Regions from separate parts of the Homo sapiens genome. Here region 1 is linked to region 2. The links are chromatin loops, found by intact Hi-C in ENCODE. Cell type or tissue: psoas muscle. All regions are shown on one strand. Links, peaks and the distances in the headings refer to the core of each region. The heading gives the core; the rest is flanking DNA.

Evidence for each region. Hi-C counts contacts between places; a loop is a spot of excess contacts. Peaks named below come from ENCODE experiments on the same cell type or tissue, not always from the same donor. Only the 100,000 strongest peaks of a DNase experiment are listed, where the experiment ranks them.
Region 1: it touches region 2 in a loop (1.8-fold over the local background); 23 of 110 quality-filtered maps call a loop at or near these places.

Annotation. Positions count from the first base shown.
Region 1 is chr10:119,759,954-119,770,332 of GRCh38, forward strand. The region is part of intron 2 of INPP5F (inositol polyphosphate-5-phosphatase F); the gene reads left to right. It also overlaps the pseudogene RN7SL846P. Among named protein-coding and RNA genes, the nearest start is that of INPP5F, 39 kb to the left of the region's middle. In psoas muscle, for the core only: no CTCF peak of the experiment used is centred there; no DNase peak of the experiment used is centred there; H3K27ac peaks cover 592 bases.
Region 2 is chr10:119,813,433-119,823,811 of GRCh38, forward strand. INPP5F (inositol polyphosphate-5-phosphatase F) reads left to right here. Exons shown (of 20, transcript NM_014937.4): 16 at 7,414-7,485; 17 at 8,999-9,072; 18 at 9,639-9,767. It overlaps LOC105378513 (a long non-coding RNA gene), which reads right to left and starts at 4,825. Exons shown (of 3, transcript XR_946359.3): 1 at 4,492-4,825; 2 at 1,056-1,185. It also overlaps the pseudogene PHACTR2P1. RefSeq lists an enhancer at 585-754 and a silencer at 2,165-2,327. In psoas muscle, for the core only: no CTCF peak of the experiment used is centred there; a DNase peak (open chromatin) is centred at 5,199; H3K4me3 peaks cover 765 bases.

The DNA.
Region 1 (10,379 bases), core at 989-8,988, 54 kb before region 2:
TCTTGAGCCCGTCTCCTTGGTGCAGATGGTTCCACCTCCCGGGTAGAAGTGATGCTTGAAGAAGTCACATGAATGCGACCCACAGTTCTGAGCTCCCCAGAGTGTGGTTACACAAGTATGCTTCTTATTCCTGAGCATATCTCTAAGTGGCATGGCAGATATTTATGTTTTCAGGCAGAGAGATACTTGAGAGGCAGGCTAGCGTGCCTCATGCTATTCCACTCTCATTCCTTTTTCTAGTCATAAACCCATTTGTTCTTAAACTCCAGTTTTCTTCAGTGATTTCAGTAGCAGCCATATTAAAGGTTTGTTTTCTAGCCTCAGAAAGAGGGGAGGAAAGCTGGGTGCAGTGGCGCGTGCCTGTAGTCCCAGCTACTTGGGAGGCTGAAGGAAGAAGGACTGCTTGAGGCCAGGAGCTCGAGGCTACAGTGTGCTATGATCATGCCTGTGAATAGACACTGCACTCCAGCCTGGGCAACCTAGTGAGACCCTGTCTCTTAAAGAATAAAAATAAGAAAAGGAGGATTATTAAGGTAAAAATGACTGTGTGGGCCACCTATACAGGTGCTTTCTGTATTTATTTCCTCCTTTGTATTACCTTTTGGACTTTTTATCTTACTGAACATTTAAAAGTAATTCCAGTCAAATTATTGTCAAAGCTAATTGTGTTTAAGAAAGGAGATTCTCGATAAATTTGTTAAGTTCTCACTTAGGCTTGGCCAGTAACAACCATTGACAGCAAAAAATGAAGGTTATTTAATTGACTTGGATAGCAGGTCTGTTACAGCCCGTGGGCTTGATTCCCTTTGTGTACGGACCAATAACCTCCAGCCTTGAAGCATTTTTATGTCACTTTTCAAAGCATTAATTTATCTTTATGATGATTAACTTGTATTGTGAGTAAAAATCCTGATTGTCTTTAGTATGCTGGAGTTTAGTGGCTAGGAAAGTATTGAAGCTTTCAATAAACATATAGGAAAACATTTTAGTACTTTAGGGGGATAAGCTGTAGTTGTCTGAAAAATACATTTTTATATAGAAAATCATTTTGCCCAACAGTACTTAATAATTTAGACTTTTCTAGTTTTCTAAGTCTTTTCTATTTCTTATAGTTACAAGAGTTTATATTTTTTTAGAGTATAATAGATTATTTCAAGGTTATTTCATTTTATGGCAGATTTATTTAGGGATTTAACTACAGTCTTAAGCTTTACAGGCTAAGCAGAATATACTTCTAATTGCACCATTTGGTACTTTTGAAATAGAGCCTATTAAAAATGTCTCTTGCTCTAGATGCTCTCCCTATGAGTCATTGTCAGTTTTCTATAAACCGAGACTTAGGAAACTTTAGTAAGGAACAGAGCAACCAGTCAGGAAACATGGAATAGCTGCTATGTTTGGAAGATGAACAAATTAATAGTTGGCTCTTTAGTCACTGAGAGCATTAGAAGCCTAATGTGATGTACTTTTAGCTATTAGGTACCTGACGTTGAACAAACCAGCACTGGCGTGGTGGTAGCATTACTTGTTTTTCCATTTACTTGATGTGTGTTGTTCCCTGAAATATAATCAGGGATATATGGTGCTCTACTTCCATTAGGGGGGACAAAACATTTCTCTTAATGTAGTTTTTTTTTTTTTTTAAGACATGGCTTTAAATGTAAAACAGAAAAATTCACTAAACATACTGTGAATTCATATTTTTAGTTGAAATTTAAATTCATGCATAAATGTGCATAAAACCTACTTTATAGACTCACGTTCTGTTCACTTAAAAGTGCTAAATAGCCAATTAATAGCTTCTGCAGCAGATACCAATGAAGTAGGTTTTATGCACACTTAGGACTCAATTTACATTCATACCAAAGATTTGTAAATAAAATTGGAGCATAATTGGAGCATAATATGCCTTGGAATAAACTATTAAGATATTTTCCTAATTATTTGTTTCTCTTAGCATGTTAATATCATAGTTCAGTTGTCCCTTGGTATGAAGAGGAGGGATTGGTTCCAGGACCACCCACGTATACCAAAATCCATGCATGCTCAAGTCTCGAAGTTGGCCCCGTAGAACCTCCGTATATGAAAAGTTGGCTCTCTGTTTATGTGGGTTTCTCGTTCCACGAATACTGTATTTTTCAATCTGCATTTGATTGGAAAAAATCTCCATGTAAGTGGACCCTTGCAGTTCAAACTTGTGTTGTTCAAGGGTCAACTGTGTATAATAGTTCTTTGTCTGTTTGGGCTGCTGTAACAGAATGTCATGGACTGGGTGGCTTGTAAACAACAGAAATGTATTTCTGATGGCTCTGGAGGCTGGACAGCCTAAGATCAAAGCCCCAGAAGATTTGATGTCTGGTGAGGGGCTGCCTTTTATTCATGGATGGCCTCTTCTCACTGAGTCCTCACATGGCAGGAGGCGTGAGGGAGCTCTCCTGGGTCTCTTTTATAAGGGCACTAATCCCATTTGTGATGATGTAGCCCTAATAACCTCATCATCTACCAAAGGCCCCACCTCCCAATACCATAATATGGGGGATTAGGATTTCAACATACAGTCACGGTCCTCCCTATCTGTAGGTTCCACATCTGCAGATGGACAATATTCAGGAGAAAAACCCAATAAAAATAATATTAACAACTATAAACAGCATTTATATTGCATTAGGTATTATAAGTAATCTAGAGATGATTTAAAGTATACAGGAGGATGTGTATAGGTATATGGAAATATTAATACTATGCCATTTTACATAAGGGACTTGAACATTTGAGGATTTTGGTATCTATAGGGGGTTCTAGAATCAATCCCCTGCAGTTACTGAGGGGTGACTGTATGAATTTGTGGGCACATAAACATTTAGCTTATAATATTTTGCCCTGTCCCCCTAAATGTATGCTCTTCTCATATGCAAAATACATTCATTATAATCCCAACATTCTTAAACTCTTAACTCATTCCACCATCAACTCTTAAAGTAAAAAATCCGAAGTCTCGTTTAAATATCATCTAACTCAGATGTGGGTGAGACTCAAGATATGATTCATCCTGAGGCAAATTGCTCTTCAGCTGCAAACCTGTGAAACCATACAAGTTATGTACTTAGAAAATACAATGGTGGGACAGACTTGGGCTAGACATTTCCATTTTCAAAAGAGAAATAGGAAAGAAGAAAGAGGCAGTGGAGCCCTAGTAAGTCCAAACTATAAGACAAACTCCTTGAGATCTTAAGGCTCGAGAATAATCTTCACTGAGTCCATGTTCTGCACTTCAGGCCCACTGCGGTAGAGGTTCTACCTTCCAGACCTGCTGAGGTGGGGGCCCTGCCTCCACGGCTCTACCCAGGAAGGGTTGTGCCCCTAGGGCCCTGCTGGTTGTTCCTATCCTCACGGCATCTGGCAGAGACCATCTTGCCTGTTGAATAATGCAGTCCCTGCCTACCCCTTTTGAAACCAAGGAAGCAGCCCTGATGATCTCTTAATCACCTTTGGGCTTGTTCTGCCTTTGTCTTGAAGAATAGTGCACATTCTCTGCCAAAAAGCTCTATGGTCCTGGCCTGTAAAACCCAGGAAGACTGATAGCCATCCTTCATTCCTTCCCAGTTCATTCCCTTTCATCTCACACTGGCTGTTCTCCTGCTGAAGTGGCTTAAGTCCATGGTTCACACCCATATTACTCTCCTTATCAGAGGGACTTGGGCACACCTGTAGTGTTTTCCCCTGAACGGGCCTTTTTAAAAATTTCCATAGTCTGGCTAGAACTTTTCAAATCTTTAAGTTCTACTTCATTTTTGCTTAACAACTCTGTCTTTAAGTCATAGCTCTCTTCTCGCATTTTACTATAATCAGGCAGGAGGAGGCAAACTTCATCTTTGACATTTTGCTTAGAAATTGCCTCAGGTAAATATCCAATTTCACTCTTAAGTCCTCCCTTCCACAAAATACTAGAACATGCACAAATTTCAACCAAGTTCTTTGCCACTTTATAACCAGGATCATCTCCATATTGTCCAATAACACGTTCCTTATTTTCATCTGAGACTTCATCAGAATGCTCTTCACGGTTCATGTTTTCTACTGACATTCTGCTCAGGATTACTTAGGAATTCTCTGAGAAGATTGAGGCTTTTTCTACAGCTCATCTCTCTTCTTTCTGAGTCCTCACCAGAATCACCTTTAAAGGTTCACACAGGGCAGTGTAGGCTTTTTCTAATAGTATGCACCTCCAAACTCTTTCAGCCTCTACCCATTACCTGGTTCCAAAGCTGCTTCCACATCTTTAGATGTTTGTTATAGCAGCACCCCTGCTGCTTGGTACCAAAATCTCGATTAGGGCTTTCCAGAACCAATAGTGTATACGCGCGCATGTGCTTGCATACACAGGCGTGTGCACACACACACACACACAAACACACACAGTTGACCCTTGGACAACACAAGTTTAAACTGTGTGGGTTCATGTATAGTGTATTTTCTTTTGCCTCTGCCACCCCTGAGACCTCAAGACCAACCCGTTCTCATCCTTCCTCTTCCTCAGCTTACTTAACATGAAGATAAGGATGAAGACCTTTATAATGACCCACTTCCACTTAATGAGTAGTAAATACATTTTCTCTTCCTTATGGTTTTCTTTTTTTTTTTTTTTGAGATGGAGTTCCGCTGTTGTTGCCTAGGCCGGAGTGCAGTGGTGCGACCTCGGCTCACTGCAACCTCCGCCTCCCGGGTTCAAGCGATTCTCCTACCTCAGCCTCCCAAGTAGCTGGGATTTCAGGCATGCGCCACCATGCCTGGCTAATTTTTTGTATTTTTAGTAGATATGGAGTTTCACCATGTTGGCTGGTCTTGAACTCCTGACCTCAGCTGATCCGCCTGTCTTGGCCTCGCAAAGTGCTGTGATTACAGGTGTGAGCCACCACGCCTGGCCCCTTGTGGTTTTCTTAATAACATTTTCTTTTCTCTAGCTTACTTTATTTATTCATTTATTTATTTATTTTTTGAGACAGAGTTTCCCTCTTGTCGCCCAGACTGGAGTGCAGTGGCACGATCTCAGCTCACTGCAACCTCTGCCTCCTGGATTCAAGCGATTCTCCTGCCTCAACCTCCCGAGTAGGTGGGATTACAGGTGCCTACCACCACGCCCAGCTAATCTTTTGTGTTTTTCGTAGAGATGGGGTTTCACTATGTTGGTCAGGCTGGTCTCGAACCCCTGACCTCAGGTGATCCACTTGCCTTGGCCTCCCAAAGTGCTGGGATTACAGGTGTGAGCCACCGTGCCCAGCCTAGCTTACTTTATTGTAAGAATACAGTATATAATACAGCATACAAAATATGTGTTAATCAACTATTTATGTTATTAAGCTTCTAATCAGTAGTAGGCTTTTCATAGTTAAGTTTTGGGGGTGTTAAAAGTTGTATGTGGATATTGTTTTTGTTTTTGAGACAGGGTCTTGCTTTGTCACACAGGCTGGAGTGAAGTGGCGTGATCTCAGCTCACTACAGCCTCGACTGCCTAGGTTCAAGCGACTCTCATGCTTCAGCCTCTTGAGTAGCTGGGACTACAGGTGCACGCCATGATACCTGGCTAATTTTTGTATTTTTTTTTTTTTTTTGTAGAGATGGGGTTTTGCTATGTTGCCCAGTCTGGTTTCTAACTCCTGAGCTCGGGTCATCCAACTATCTCGGCCTCCCAAAGTGCTGGGATTACGGGTGTGAGCCACTGTGCCCAGCCAAAAGTTGCATGTGCATGGGGAGTCAGCACCCCTAACTCCTGCATTGTTCAAGGGTAAACTGTGTGTGTGTGTGTGTGTGTGTGTGTGTGTGTGTGTGTGTGTATAGTGTATATATATACTATATAGATATACACTATATACTATATATAAATACTAATTAATCTCTCTGTATACACTATATACTATATATATATATATAGAGAGAGAGAGAGAGAGACGGAGATTTAACATCTATACCGAAATTATTACTTACAGAGATCTGTTATTTAAAGATAATTATTATAAGGGATTGGCTCATGTGATTATGGAGGCTGCCATCTGCAATCTGGAGAACCAGGAAAGCTGGTGGTATAGTTCCAGTCCAAGCCCAAAAACTGAGAATCAGGGGAGTCAGTGATGTAAGTCTCAGTTGGAATCCAAGGGCCTGATAACCAGGAGCACTGATGTCTGCAGGCAGGAGAAGATGATGTCCCAGCTTAGAGAGCAAGGTAGCCCATCCTCTGCCTTTTTGTTCTATTCTGGCCCTCAGTGGATTGGATGATGCCCACCTGTATTGGTGAGGGCAGTCTTTATTCAGTTTACCAATTCAAATGCAAATCTCTTCTGGAAATACCCTCAGAAATAATGTTTTACTAGCAATCTGGGCATCCCTTCCCAGTCAAGTTGACCCACAAAATTAACCATCACAGGGTCATTTACGGATATTTCATACACTTTAAAAACGAGATCAAGAAAACTAGTCAGAGGTTCTGTTTCTGACAACAGCAGTATTTGATGAGATAATGGCCAAGAATTTTCTAAAACCAACTATAAATACAAGCCACAGATTCAAGAAGTACTTTGAATCCAAGGAAAAAACATAAAGAAAACCACACTCAGTTACCTCATAGTAAAACTGATGAAAAGTAAAGACAAAGAGGATATCCTAAAAGCAGCCAAAGAAAAAAATACACATTAAATTCAAAGGCATGTTAAGCATTGATAGAAACAATGGAAGCCAGAAGACAATGGAATGACATCGTCAAAGTGCCTGTCCAGAATTTTATACCTTCAGAAATTAAAAATAAAGACATTTTGAGACAAATAAAAACAGAGAATTTGTCACCAACAGTCTCTGCATTAAAAGAAATACTAGAGAGGGCTGGGCACAGTGGCTCATACCTGTAATCCCAGGATTTTGGGAGGCCAAGGCTGGCAGATCACCTGAGGTCAGGAGTTCAAGACTAGCCTGGTCCAACATGGTAAAACACTGTCTCTACTAAAAATATGAAAATTAGCCAGGCGTGGTGATGGGAGCCTGCAATCCCAGCTACTTGGGAGGCTGAGGCAGGAGAATTCCTTGGACCTGGGAGGCAGAGGTTGCAGTGAGCTGAGATCATGCCACTGCACTCCAGCCTGGGCAACAGAGTGAGACTCTGTCTCCAGAAAAAAAAAAAAAAAAAAAAAAAAAACCTAGAGAGATTTTCAGGCAAAAGGAAAATGATTCCAGATGGGAGCATGGAGGGGTAGGAAGAAATGAAGATCAATGGAAAGGGGAAATAGTAAATTTAAGTGAATTTGTCATCATACATGGGGCTTAACTTTAAATGTAGAATTAAAATACACAACAATAGTAGTAACAATGGGGAGTTAGAGGAGTTGGTATTCTAAGTCCTTTCACTGTCCAGCAGCTGGAAAAGTACAAATTTACATTAGGCTTTTGTAAATTAGGATTCATGTTATCCCCTACAGTGTAACCACTAACAGAATAATAAAATATTGTAAAAAGCTCATAAAGGAGAAAAGCAGAATAATAATGATTTAAAAACTTAATCCAAAAGAAGGCAAGAAAAGGTATGTATGGAACAAATGGGACAAATAGTAAGATGATAGTTTGATTCCTAAATATGTCAGACATTACATAACAAATGAGTAGACTTAATGCTTCAATTAAAAACCAAAGATGTTTATACTAGAAAAACAATAAAATCCATCTACATGCTTACTTTCAAGACAAATGCCTTAGAGATATGAATACAGAAAGTAAAAGCATAGAAACTGTGTGAATATTAGCCTAACGAAAACTGGTGTCACTGTGCTAATATCAAAGTAGACTTTAAGGCAGGAAGTAGAGAGAATCATTTCAAAAATAACAAAATGTTCAAGTCACCAGAAAGAATAGTTTGAAATTTGTATGCATCTAAGTATAACCTTAAAACCAACTATAAATATATATAAAAAGCAACGAGTCATTTGGTTTACATTTTTTAGTTTAGACTGTCAATTTGAAATGACAGAGGAACGTGAGTATTCCTGTTGGCAATGTTACAGAGAAGAAAGGAAAGGCGAGCAGACTTTTCCCCTTTTCAGATTATCTTTTTCCTTCTTTACCAACATGTCTCCATCCTCTGATGTATCCAGTGCAAATATAGACTCTTCTGTGGCGTTTTGAGCATAATCTGCAGAAGTCCTTCAAGAAATGTTTGTATTTAAATATTATGCTACAAAAGACTTTGGAGTATATAGTATGCACCTCTGTCTTTGGGTTAATATTTGTTGGTATGTCAGTATAATTATAAATTCTTGTCAAGTGTGGTGGCACATACCTGTAGTCCCAGCTAGTAGAGGTCTAAGGTGGATCACTTGGGCCCAGGAGTTCTGGGCTGGAGTGAGCTATGCTGATTGGGTGTCTGCACTAAGTTTGACATCAAATACGGCAGCCTCTTGGGAGGGGAGACGACCAGGTTGCCTGAGGAGGAGTGAACTGGCCCAGATCAGAAATGGAGCAGGTCAGAACTCCCACGCTGTGATCAGTAGTGGGGTCGTGCCTGTGAATAGCCACTGCACTCCAGCCTGGCCAATATAATGAGATCCTGTCTCTTAAAAGGGAGAGAAAGAAAAGGAAAAAAATTATGAATTCTCCTGTGCTAGCTCCTCAAGTCATAATTGCACAACCGTGTGAGTGTTCAGGCTGATGGGTGCTCTCTGTTTCACCATTTCCCAGCCTCTCTGTGACTGTTCCAGTGGACCTAGGAAAGGTAATCTTTGCCTCAGGAATGTAGTGTGCAGTATTAGAGCATACTAAAGGAAGTAAACACCTGAGACTCATTAGTAAATGCACCTTCTCTTCCTTTTTACCCTTGTTCCTCACATGAATGTTTATAGAGATAAACTGGAAAGTGTCCAAAAGAGCGGTGAAAATAGAACCTACAAAATAAATTATGGTTGTATGCTGTGAACATAAGTCATTTTAAGTTCTCAAGTAAAATTAAAAGGACTAGTGCCAAGAATGGTAACTGGTTACTTTCCATTTCTCCTGTTCTCCTTATGTGAGAGAACTAAGAAAGCAGGGTTTGGATTAGGTTTAAAGAATTTCCATGGAGTGGGGAATAGTGGTCAAAGAGAACTTCAGTTTTATCTGTAATGTTTAAACTTTCAAAAAATGGGATATATTAATATATTCCCTATATAATGTTAATAAAAATAAAAATGATTGCTGGACATGCATTGGTGGATTAAATGTATATCTTTTCTGTATGTCAATAGGATGGTGAGCCATGTCTAGAAATACGTAGTTGCAGTACCCCTTAGAGGCAAGGTCATGAGTAGGGAGTCGGTTAATTTTAAAAATTTTATTTATATTTATTTACTTTTTGAGACAGTGTCTCACTATGCTGCCCAGGCTGGTCTCAAACTCCTGAGCTCCAGTGATGCTCCTACCTCAGCCTCCTGAGTAGCTGGGACTGCAGGCACACACCACCGGATCTGGCAGTGATGTTTAATTTTTTGTGTTAACTTGACTGGGAAGGGATGCCCAGAAAGCTGGTACAAAATGATTTCTGGTCATGTGTGTGAGGGTGTTTCCAGAAGATACTTGGCGTTTTGAGTTGGTGGACCGAGTAAAGAAGACCCATTCTTATCAGTGTAGGTGAGCATCATCCCGTCTGTTGAGGGCCGGAACAGAAGCAAAAAGGAAGTATGAATTCACTGTGTTTGAGCCAGGGCATCCATCTTCTCCTGCTCTTGGACATCAGAGCTCCTGGTTCTCAAGCTTTCGGACTCAGATTGGGGCTTAAACCATCAGCCTCCCAGTTCTCAGGCCTTCGGACTTGGACTGGGACTTTTACCATTGACTCCCCTGGACTTGGACTGAATTACACCACAGGCTTTTCTGGTTCTCCAGCTTGCAGATGGCAGATTGTGGGACTTTTTGGCTTCTATAGTCACATGAGCAATTCCAATAATAAATCTCCTCTCATTTATATATCCTCTTAGTTCTGTTTCTCTAGAGAACCGTAATGCAGGAGAAAAATTTTTTTTTCTAAAGTGGTATGAAAATCTTTATCCTACAGTTGCTCATCTCCTTTTAAGTGAGTCACTTTCTAAGTCAAGCAATTGAATCTTTTCCAGGACTATTGTTTTAGCTTGCCCTACTGGTCATGCTTTTCAAGATAATCACTTCCTAATCAGTTTTTTTTATCTTGCTGGGGAAGTCAGGTTTCCTTGTCTCTCTTTTCCAGGAAGAGGCACGGTTACAAAATTGACTTTTTCCCCCATTGTAATATGTTTAAAAAGTTGGAAAGAAATCTTTATGCCATCAGACCTTGCTAGATTCTATTTTTTTTATTCCTTGTTATACTGTGTATATCCTGATCTCAAAATGGTAGCTTT
Region 2 (10,379 bases), core at 1,680-9,679:
GTCCAGGAGTTTGAGACCTCATCTCTACAAAAAAATTTTAAAATTAGCCTGGTATTGTGGTGCACAGCTATGATCCCAGCTACTCGGGAGGCTGAGGTGAGAGGAACTCAAGAGCCCAGGCATTTGAGGCTGCAGTGAGCCATGACTGCAGCACTGAACACCAGCCTGGGTGACAGAGTGAGACCCTGTCTCAAAAAAAACAAAACAAAACAAACAAAAAAACTCAAAAAAACACTATGGTGAAACAAGAATAGTCTTCTAGGATTAGGTCTTTAAATCACTGGCTGGGCACAGTAGCTCACACCTGTAATCCCAGTGCTTGGGGACGCTGAGTTTGGAGGGTCACTTGAGGCCAGCAGTTCAAGACCAGCCTGGGCAATGTAGTGAGACACTGTCTCTTAAAAAAAGTCACCATTGGGTGATTAGAGTCTCAAATCTTTTAAGTCCTCAGCTACCAAATATCTGCCTCAGAAATGACATTGTGCTTCAGTTTTCTTTTCTTCATTAACATGATGAAATGCTTCTCTTTTTTTTTCCTGATTTTTGACTCCCACCTCTGTCCAGTGCCCAGTAAATGCATCCTATTTTTCTTTAATCCAGCACTATAGAATTTGACTTCCCGATAACAGGGAGCCAGTGAGTATCTTCTGTTCATCTTCTTTAATTAAAGTTCCTAGGGCCGGGCACGGTGGCTCACGCCTGTAATCCCAGCACTTTGGAAGGCTGAGGCGGGCAGATCACAAGGTCAGGAGTTCGAGACCAGCCTGACCAACATGGAGAAACCTCGTCTCTACTAAAAATAAAATTAGCTGGGCATGGTGGTGCGTGCCTGTAGTCTCAGCTACTTGGGAGGCCTAGGCAGGTGAATTGCTTGAACCCGGCAGGCGGAGGTTGCAGTGAGCCGAGATCACACCATTGCACCCCAACCTAGGTGACAGAGTGAGGCTCCATCTCAAAATAAATAAATAAATAAATAAATAAATAATAAAAGTTCCCAATGAAGAATAACTTACCATGAGTCACACGTAACTTATCATCAGTCACACGTAACTTACCATCAGTGACACGTGTTAGACAGCAAGGGCCAGTGCATCCTTCCTGTTTCTCATTGCTGCCTTTGGGCTGTACAGCTGAGGAGTTCTTCCCCAAAAAGCAGCTGCCCACTCTCCTTCATGACAAGTGAAGCTGAAACACACGCATTCAGTGCGTTATCAGGTTTTCAGCACATGGGGCTACCCCTAAAGATGACCCAGATAGTCTCACATGGCATGATGGACAATGAAACCTTTAAGTTCATTTTGTTTAATCCTTATTGCTGCTTTGCCTTTAGATGCTAACCTGGTCCAGGGCTTGCAGCTGCCCCACTGTGGGTCTCAGGCTGAGCTTTCTGCTGAGTTTGCCTTTTAGTTGTATGTTTGTTTCTTGTTTCTTCTACTTTTTTTGTTTTTTTTTGGACAGCGTCTCGCTCTGTCGCCCAGGCTGGAGTGCAGTGGCGCGATCTCGGCTCACTGCAAGTTCCGCCTCCTGGGTTCACGCCATTCTTCTGCCTCAGCCTCCTGAGTAGCTGGGACTATAGGCACCTGACACCACGCCCGGCTAATTTTTTGTATTTTTAATAGAGATGGCGTTTCACCCTGTTAGCCAGGATGGTCTCGATCTCCTGACCTCGTGATCCACCCGCTTCGGCCTCCCAAAGTGCTGGGATTACAGGTGTGAACCACTGTGCCCAGCCCTCTACTTCTTTATTGTTTTGGGATAGCTTCCACTGGGGGCCTCTAAGTCTCCCAATTACTTTCCAATTTGTTGTCGGATTCCCTGACTCTCTTGCTCAGATGTTGCTAAACAGTGTTTTTTCCTCTGATTCTTTCTTAGATGGTCAGTTGCCAAGAGTGATTGTGAGAGTATTCTTTACCTGTGTTACGTGCCAGAGCCTCCACTGCCATCCTTATCTTCTTCCTTGTGGTCATTGGTATCCAAAATAGACCCGTCAGAGTCACTGGCTCAGTGATTCCCTTTGATCTTCATCCTTTGGGACACTGAAAGATTCTGAAGATCTTCCCATCAATGTAGGAATCATTAGCTGAGGTGCTGTCTTTCCTGATGTATTGTTGGTTGTGAAAATGTTGTCTTCTCTGATGTGTAAACCAGTGTCTGATGCAGAGTGGTTCTGTCTGTTGGCTCTTCAGTCCAGAGAAGCTGACTTGGGTCTAAGGCAGAGATGGGCAGGGGAGCTCCATCACTAACCAGGACAGCAGGAGTGTCTGAGGGAATGACGTGTTAATTGTCAAGAGGAGGAGGTAGAACACAGGACACAAGGGTCACTGACTTGTGGAATTTGTGTGTGGTCTGCTCTTTGGAGACAGGCATGGCTGCTAAATTTTGAGACTCTCCACTCTGTTCCGGAAAGATCTCCTCTAAAGCTCACCACGCCAGACTGATTGCATCTCACAATGGTTGAGGTGTTGGCCGCTTGCTAGATTTTCCTTGCTGTTGGTGGTCCCCGTGGTTAACGTTTTGCTAGAAACTTGTTCCTTTGAAGGTTGGGGACAGGATGAGGTGGATGTAGGAGCTAGTGAAGCCAATACTTTGGAGCCAACAGCTTCTCAGGTCATGTTTTCCTTGTTGGCTTGCGTAGCAGGATGAGGCCTGCCTACCAGGAGTCTTGGTATTTTTCTAATGGAAGGCACTTAATGTCCCTGTGGCTGGCTCCACTGTGAGCCCCTTTTGGAGAGCCAGGTGGTTTAGGGGTTTAGGCTGGGGCACAGGAGGAGCTAGCTGGAGGAGGTGGAGCAGGGGCTGGCTCTCAGAATGGTTTTCAAGTGTTTTCTTTTCTTCTAGAGGTGATGCTTTTTCAAATAGAGAACTGTTACCTTCTTCCTACATTTTCCTCTTCCGTGGATTATGGATTACTCTTGGTGGACAGCGGATGTCATGTGCTGTTTGAGTTTTCAAAGTAACTATTGCGTTTCCATCTAGATTACAGAATTCTTTATTAACTCCTCTTTGTACAGGCATGTCTTTGTCTTGTGGGTGTGATTCTTGCTAATAATACTGCTGAGATTTCTTTGAATTTGCCACCGATATTTTTCTTCCACTTACTGCAAGGCTTAAAGATTTTCCTAGTGGTGCTCTGTTCCCCTTTCTCTTGATGAGAGATTTGGAAACCTGCTCTTGGGCCGAGTTTGCTATAGAACCTCTGTACAGTCCATCAGCTCAGCTGGAGATGTTGACCCAGAACAGAGGCTCCTGGTGGAGGACAAGAGGTGGCCCTGGAAGTGGAAGTGGGGTTGCGGGTCTCTGGAGAGCCAGGCAGCGGAAGGCTCAGCTCCCAGACTTGGGGACTTGCTCTCACTGCCTGCCTGAACCATCCACTCCTGGAATATGTGTGTGTGTTTAAACAGTTTTATTGAGACATATAATTCATATACCATATAATTCACCTATTTAAAATATATAATTCAGTGGTTTGTAGTATATTCAGAGTTGTGCAGCCATCACCATGGTCAATTTTAGGACATTTTCATCACCACAAAGAGAAGCCCCGTACTTTTTAGCTGTCACTTCCTTACCCTCCACACTACCATCCCTAAGCAACCACTAATCTACTTCGTCTCTGCATTTGCGTATTCTAGACATTTCATTCAAGTGGAATAATATAATACGTGGCCTTTTGTGACTGGCTGCTTTCAGTTAGCATAATGTTTTCCAGGTTAATCCATGTTGTGGCATGTGTCAGAACTTCATTCCTTTTTGTAGCTGAATAGTATTTCATTATAGACCACATTTTGTTCATTCTTCTCTTGATGGGCATTTGGGTTATTTCCACATTTTAACCATTGTAAGTAGTGCTGCTATGAACATTTGTGTACAGGTTTTCATTTGAACACCTGTCTCTATTAAATAGTTCTTTTGGGTGGAAATGGCCAGATTATCTGATAATCCTGTTTAACTTTTGAGAAACTGCCAAACTATTTTCTACAGTGGCCACGCCGTTTTACGTTTCCACCAGCAATGTATTTCAGTACATTCCAGTTTGGAGGGTTCCAATATCTCCAATCTTTGCCAACACTTATTTTCCTTTTTTTCTAAATGCAGTCATCCTACTTAGTGTGAAGTGGTATCTCATTGTGGTTTTGATTTGCATTTCCCTGATGACAAACGATGTTAAGGATTTTTTTTTTGTACTTGTTGGCTATTTCTGTGTCTTAGTTGGAAAAACATGTATTCAAACGCTTTGCCAAGTTTTTAATTGGGTTGTTGATTTGTAAATAAAGTTTTGTTGGGAACAGGGTTGGGATTAGGGTCAAGTGAGTGAGGTACGATTATGCAACTACAGGGATGTATTCTATCTTAAATGTTTGATGCTTTGTCCATCATATTTATCATATTTTTGCATTAATTTTGATTTTAAAAAATATTGCACCAATTGTCTTGTTGACAAAATTAATGACACCCTTTAAAATCTGTACCAGAGACCAGTACCTCACTCACCTCACTGCAGTCCCAGCTGCGTTTAAATATCTGGTGGAAAAACAGGCAAGCATTCTGGAAATGCGCAGTCCCAGCAGGGAAGTAGGCCTGGCTGCGGGGTCGCGGCCTAGGGCATTGGTCGCCGGATACAGAGAACTAGAAACCGGGAACTGTCCAGCACGCCCGTGCCTGTCCTGGCCCTTCTCCCATGCAAGGCTGAGCGCAGCTCTGTCCGGGCTACCTTAGACAGACTCCATCGTGGCCAGGGCCGACCTCTCTGCCTTTCTTGTCCTTTCCCGCCCGTTATCGCAGGAAACCCCCGACTCTATCGACAGCGGGAAAGAGGCTCTGAGACTGGAGAGGAAACCACGGACCTGCAGGGCCCGCCTCGCCTCTCCGCTAAGCCAAGTGGTGTTCCCAACTTGCTTCGACTTGCTTCCGTGCGCTCAGGTCGCCTGCCCGGTCCAGCAGTGGTAATGGAGTGGCCAGGCACGCGGCAGCCACTGTCTCTTAGGCATGCGATGGCCTAGGGGCCAGACGCTCGGTGCAGTACCCTCGCCCGGCCCGCCAGCGCCCCCCTCCAGCCGCAGGCACTGTCCCTGACGAAGGCGAAGGCGCCAGCGAACTCTCGCGGGAGTGGCCACCCTGGCGCCCCTCCCCCGCCGGGCCGGGGTCTGTGCCCTCGTTGGTAGGCGTAGGATGCGCAGGATGGAGCGCGCATGCGCACTGGCCGCCAGCCGAGGACGGAAGTGGGCGTCCGGAAGCTAGACGTGTCCCCTGGGCGTGACTTGGCACTGCCGCGTCGCAGTTGCCGCATTCGCCGCATTCGCTGCAGGCGCGAGGTTGGGTGCAGGCAGCTGTTTGAGCCTCGAGGCATCGACGGACGGACAGACGGACGGACTGACTGACGATGCCGCGCTCTCACAGGCCTCCGCCTACCGCGCAGCGGGCTGCCACTGCCGCAGCAGCCGAGCCCAAGTCTGAGGGCGTTGTGGCTATGACTTTCAAGATTTTTCTCCTTTTTGCAGGGCTTATGGTTAAAGTTCCTGTGGGGTTATATTTTTCCTGCAAATTACTTCTTTTCCAAAGTCTGATGTTGATGTCCCCTGAAGACAGCGGCTTTTATGCGACCATTGTTGCAGTGGTCGGGCTTCATGTGGTGCTGGCAATTTTCGTCTTCATAGTGTGGAAGGAGGGCTTGCCCCAGTGGCGGGAAAACAAAAACGAATAGAGCAGCTTCTTCAGAGCTGCAGACGTGGGGGGTGGGGAAATACCTAAAGGGTTTTTGTCTTGTTTCTTGTTCGTATTGAACGTGCTTTTTTTTTTTTTTTTTTTTTTTTTAAAGGGGAAGGGTGGGTGGGGAGGGAATTAAATATTTACTGCAGCTAAGACTTCAGTAAAATTGGGGGTGGGGGGAGGGTTGACATTTTCCGACTGCCTGTTACGTGCCAAGTGCTTTTTGTTAAGGACATAATGTTTTTGACTGGGGATCATGTTTGGCTGATGTAAATATTAATGCCAAAATAGGAGCTAGGATGAAAGTAACACTGTAATTAGTAGTAGAATTTATTTCATATTAAAATGTGTCATGACGTAATTTTTATGGCTTGGCTCAAGCAACAATTTTCAGAGTGCACGTAAGTATCAACGCGTAAAACTTAACATTTTACAGTGTTATTTGGTATTATTCTCTATGAAGCTGTCTGGATCGGTCTCCTTTTCCCATTGGTTAATTGGTTAATGCTCAGATTTTGGCTCCTAGAATCGATCTGTGTGTTCCCGGTCTTGGCATCTCATTATGTCATTTGCTGTATTTTTTGATATATTATTGTACGTGCAAATTGAGGTGAATTTGTTGTTTTAGATTAAGACTGTTGGACTCAAGCTACAACGAGGTGTCTCTGATGTAAAAAACTGCAGTTTAAGATTATGGTAAATCCTTCCCTGCAGTACCTGTTAAACAATGACCTCATTCTTACGCAGATTTAATAAATTTTTTTTCCACTATTATTTTCTGCTTGTTATTAGTAGCATTTTGATAAGGTCTAGGGAATAGGTATGAAATCCCAAGGGAGAAATGTCGGCTTTCTTACAGTGGAATTTGGAGACCAGCATAAGAATGCAGAAACATCTCTCTTTTGCTGGAAAGGCTATTATTGTTAGATTAATATTAGACTAAAAGTTTCACCTTAATTCAGATTCTGCCTGTGTTGTTAATTATTTGTAGATTTTATACTTTAAGAATTTTCTTATTGGTAATTTTACAAGGATGTACATTTTACTGTAGTTTTGGTTTCATGGTTCATGAACACTACCTGGATTCTAATTCTTGTTTTCATCATTGATTTTAGAATGGGTATAAATATGGCAAAATGGAATAAGGAAGTGTTTGTTTATTGAAAGCCAAATAATCTATAATGACAAAAATGCAAAAGTAGCTTGGACTTGTTCCATTTTTGCACATAAATACTGTATTAATGTAAAAGTCTTTCAAAAGATGCCTTCCACATGAATGTAAAGATATCCTGAATGTATAGTGTGTTATTTTGAAGATTAGATAATGTGAGATAGTTTAGATGATTTCTCCCTTCTCACTCTCACGTATTTCTTTCTTCTTCCCTTAACTGCTTCTCTATCATCCTCCAATACCACCAGTCCCCCACCTCAAATTATCCCATTTCCTGAGGGACTCCTTCCTCCTTTGGCTGCCTTTCTCTACGCTCCATCCCTCACTTCCCACATCTGCTTTTCCTTGTTTTTTAAAGACTGTCCAAATGGATAGATTGTATTACATCTAACTGCAGTAGAACTCATTGATTACCTTCTTCTTTTCCCTCCCCCTGGCCAATTTTTTGTCCTAAGTAGCTCTGCTGTAGAAATATGCTTGGCAAAAAATGCAGATGGAAATGAAAATACTTAATCTCCTGTGTCATATTTGTTTAGCCTCATTGATGCTACTCACAGAGACGTGGATGTGCTGTTACTGCTTTCTAACTCTGCCTACTACGTGGCCTAGTAAGTTGCTTATTGATTTAAAGGTTTTGATTTTGTTTTTTAAACTTGAGTAAATTTTCTTTTTAGAATTCGTAACAAAAAAATGTGAGAATATGGTTTTGTTATGTATTTTATGAAACTTCATTGAACCCCTTTACCTTATATAACTGTTACGTCATTCTAACTTCCTTTTATCTTTATCGGTTTGAAAGCAAGATTTTACAGTTAAATTAGTATGTTTATGTTATAGTGTATTCTTTTGGCATTTGGTGTTATTTCCTATATATTTCCCAGGTTTTGATGTATTCCATACGTTTTTATCACTAATGACCACGTATCATTGTTTGCATTACTATAGTGAAGTTTTTCCTCACTGTTAGGTATTAAATTACTTACAATTTTTTGTTACTACCAATGATGCAGTTGTCTTTATGCAATAACGTGTGTGTGTGTGTGTGTGTGTGCATGTGCCTGCGCACTTCTTTGGTTACAAGGGTATGATGAATTATGACTTTTGTGGTTTGTTGTCAGATTGATCTCCAGAAAGACTCTCAATGAACAGTGCTAGTAGCAAAATACAAGCACCTGTTTCCTCACACCTTACCAGAATTGTTCTAATTTGTATTTACTAAGTAAATATTCAATTTATTTTTGGCTTTGTGTAAACTATTGTTTTTTAGTCATTTGCCCAGATGCCTGTTGGCATATATCATATGGATTTTTCATTCTCGATTTTGGATATCAGATTTAACAGCTGTATTGTTCCCAAATACATAGTTTGTTTCTCTTTCTGTCTTTCTCCCTCCTCTCTCTCTCTCCCTCCCTTCATCTCTGCCTCCCTCCGTCTCTTGCTCTGTGTGTGTGTGCACACGCGCGCGCATGTGTTTGCCTTGTAAGTTAGGTTTTAGGTTTGTTTTCATTTTATATGAGTTTTTATAAAACTTAAAATATTTTAACCTTGTAGTTGCTTTTTTTTTTTTTTTTTTTTTGAGATGGAGTTTCGCTCTTTTTGCCCAGGCTGGAGTGCAATGGCATGATCTCTGCTCACTGCAACCTCCGCCTCTCGGGTTCAAGTGATTCTCCTCCTGGGTTCAAGTGATTCTCCTGCTTCAGCCTCCTGAGTAGCTGGGATTACAGGCGCCTGCCACGACGCCCAGCTAATTTTGTATTTTTAGTAAAGACGGGGTTTCTCCGTGTTGGTCAGGCTGGTCTCGAACTCCTGACCTCATGATCCACCCGCCTCGGCCCCCTAAAGTGCTGGGATTACAGGTGTGAGCCACCACGCCTGGCCGTAGTTGCTTTTTTTAACTGTTAGATGTGTAAACTTATTTTCCCTTAGCTGTTGAACTATATATATGTTATTCTTGTTTAATTTTTAACAGAGTTCTTATGTTTAACATTTTACCCCAGAATGTATGTGCTGTGGAAGATTTTGTTAACTGTATGTAACAGTTTGCAGCTATTATGCCTTCCCTGACAAGCCAAATATGCTTTTGATTTAAATCCTCTTTTAACTTCATTTCCTTTTATCTAGTTATGATGATGAAGTTGATAAAGTAAACCAGTATCAACGACTAAGTCTAGAAAACCTGGAAAAAATTGAAATAGGTAAGTTTTAACATACTAATCAAGTCATCAAAAGCAAATGCTGTTGTTTCCAAGAGGGGGTCAAATTATTTAAGCAAGAACCTGGTTTAAGTTTCACCTACAAATGCTTTTCTTCACTATTATTTTCCATTTGTTGTTAGTAGCATTTTGATGAGGTCTAGGGAATAGGTATGAAATCCTAAGGCAGAAATGTCGGCTCTTCTTACAGTGGAATTTGGAGACCAGTATAACATCTGTTAGAAACCAGAAAGGGATATTCCAAGCTGTCTACTTCTTAGAACTTCCTTTCTATTCATTATAGGTTAGTGATAGATATGGTCTTATCATAATAACTGTGTTCCTTTTATTATTTACCTTGTGAAGATTACCCCAGGGATCAAGAAAGCTTAAATGATTGAAATTGAAAGAGTTCTTCTAGCCTTATCAAACCAAATGGTCACCAGAAGTTTGTATTTTGTGTGCTGTCATTTATATTATGAAGAAAAATGTGTTGGGTCTTTTTAAGATAATAGAAGAAAATGTTATGTGAAACATTTAACTTTATACGTATTCATTTGGGATTTTAGGCCCTGAACCCACTCTTTTTGGTAAGCCAAAGTTCTCCTGCATGCGACTGCACTACAGATACAAAGAAGCGAGTGGCTATTTCCACACATTGCGAGCTGTAATGCGTAATCCTGAAGAGGATGGAAAAGGTAAAAAGAGGAAGAGATGAAAGTATTCAGTGAAAACTTTCTATTTATTCTTAAAAGCCCAAATGGAATTGGGGACATTTCATATCATAACCAACTGAATGAGAGAGGGTCCAGGGAATAGCTTTGGAATATGAGACCTTGAAATAGCAACTCTGTTTCCAGCAACCCAGGGAAATTATCTGAATGTATTATTTAGTCTGGGGCAAGGGAATCTTTAGCGGGGATTCTCAGGGAGTTTGGCCCCATCAGTGATCGTATGGGTGTCAAGGCTCTTCACATGTCATGTTCTTTTCATTTGTAGCAGGTAGGAATCATGCCTGTCTCATTCATGGCTGTTGCCTTGGCATCTGTCACAGTGCTTGAACAAACATGAACTAGAACAAACTTTTATTCCCCGATTTCATTCTTTTGCTTTTGTTCTTTTAAAATGTTAGAACATTGTGAATTAAGTGGGGGAGACTAGTGAACAGGTGGCAGTTTTCTATAAATCGAAGCAAATAAATTTGTATTTAATTATACGACGACAAATTTCATTCAGCGCTAAATGGGTTAGAACTGCTATTTTTTTTAGTATGTTTATGGAGAAATTGGCAGGCAGTTATATTTGGGTTG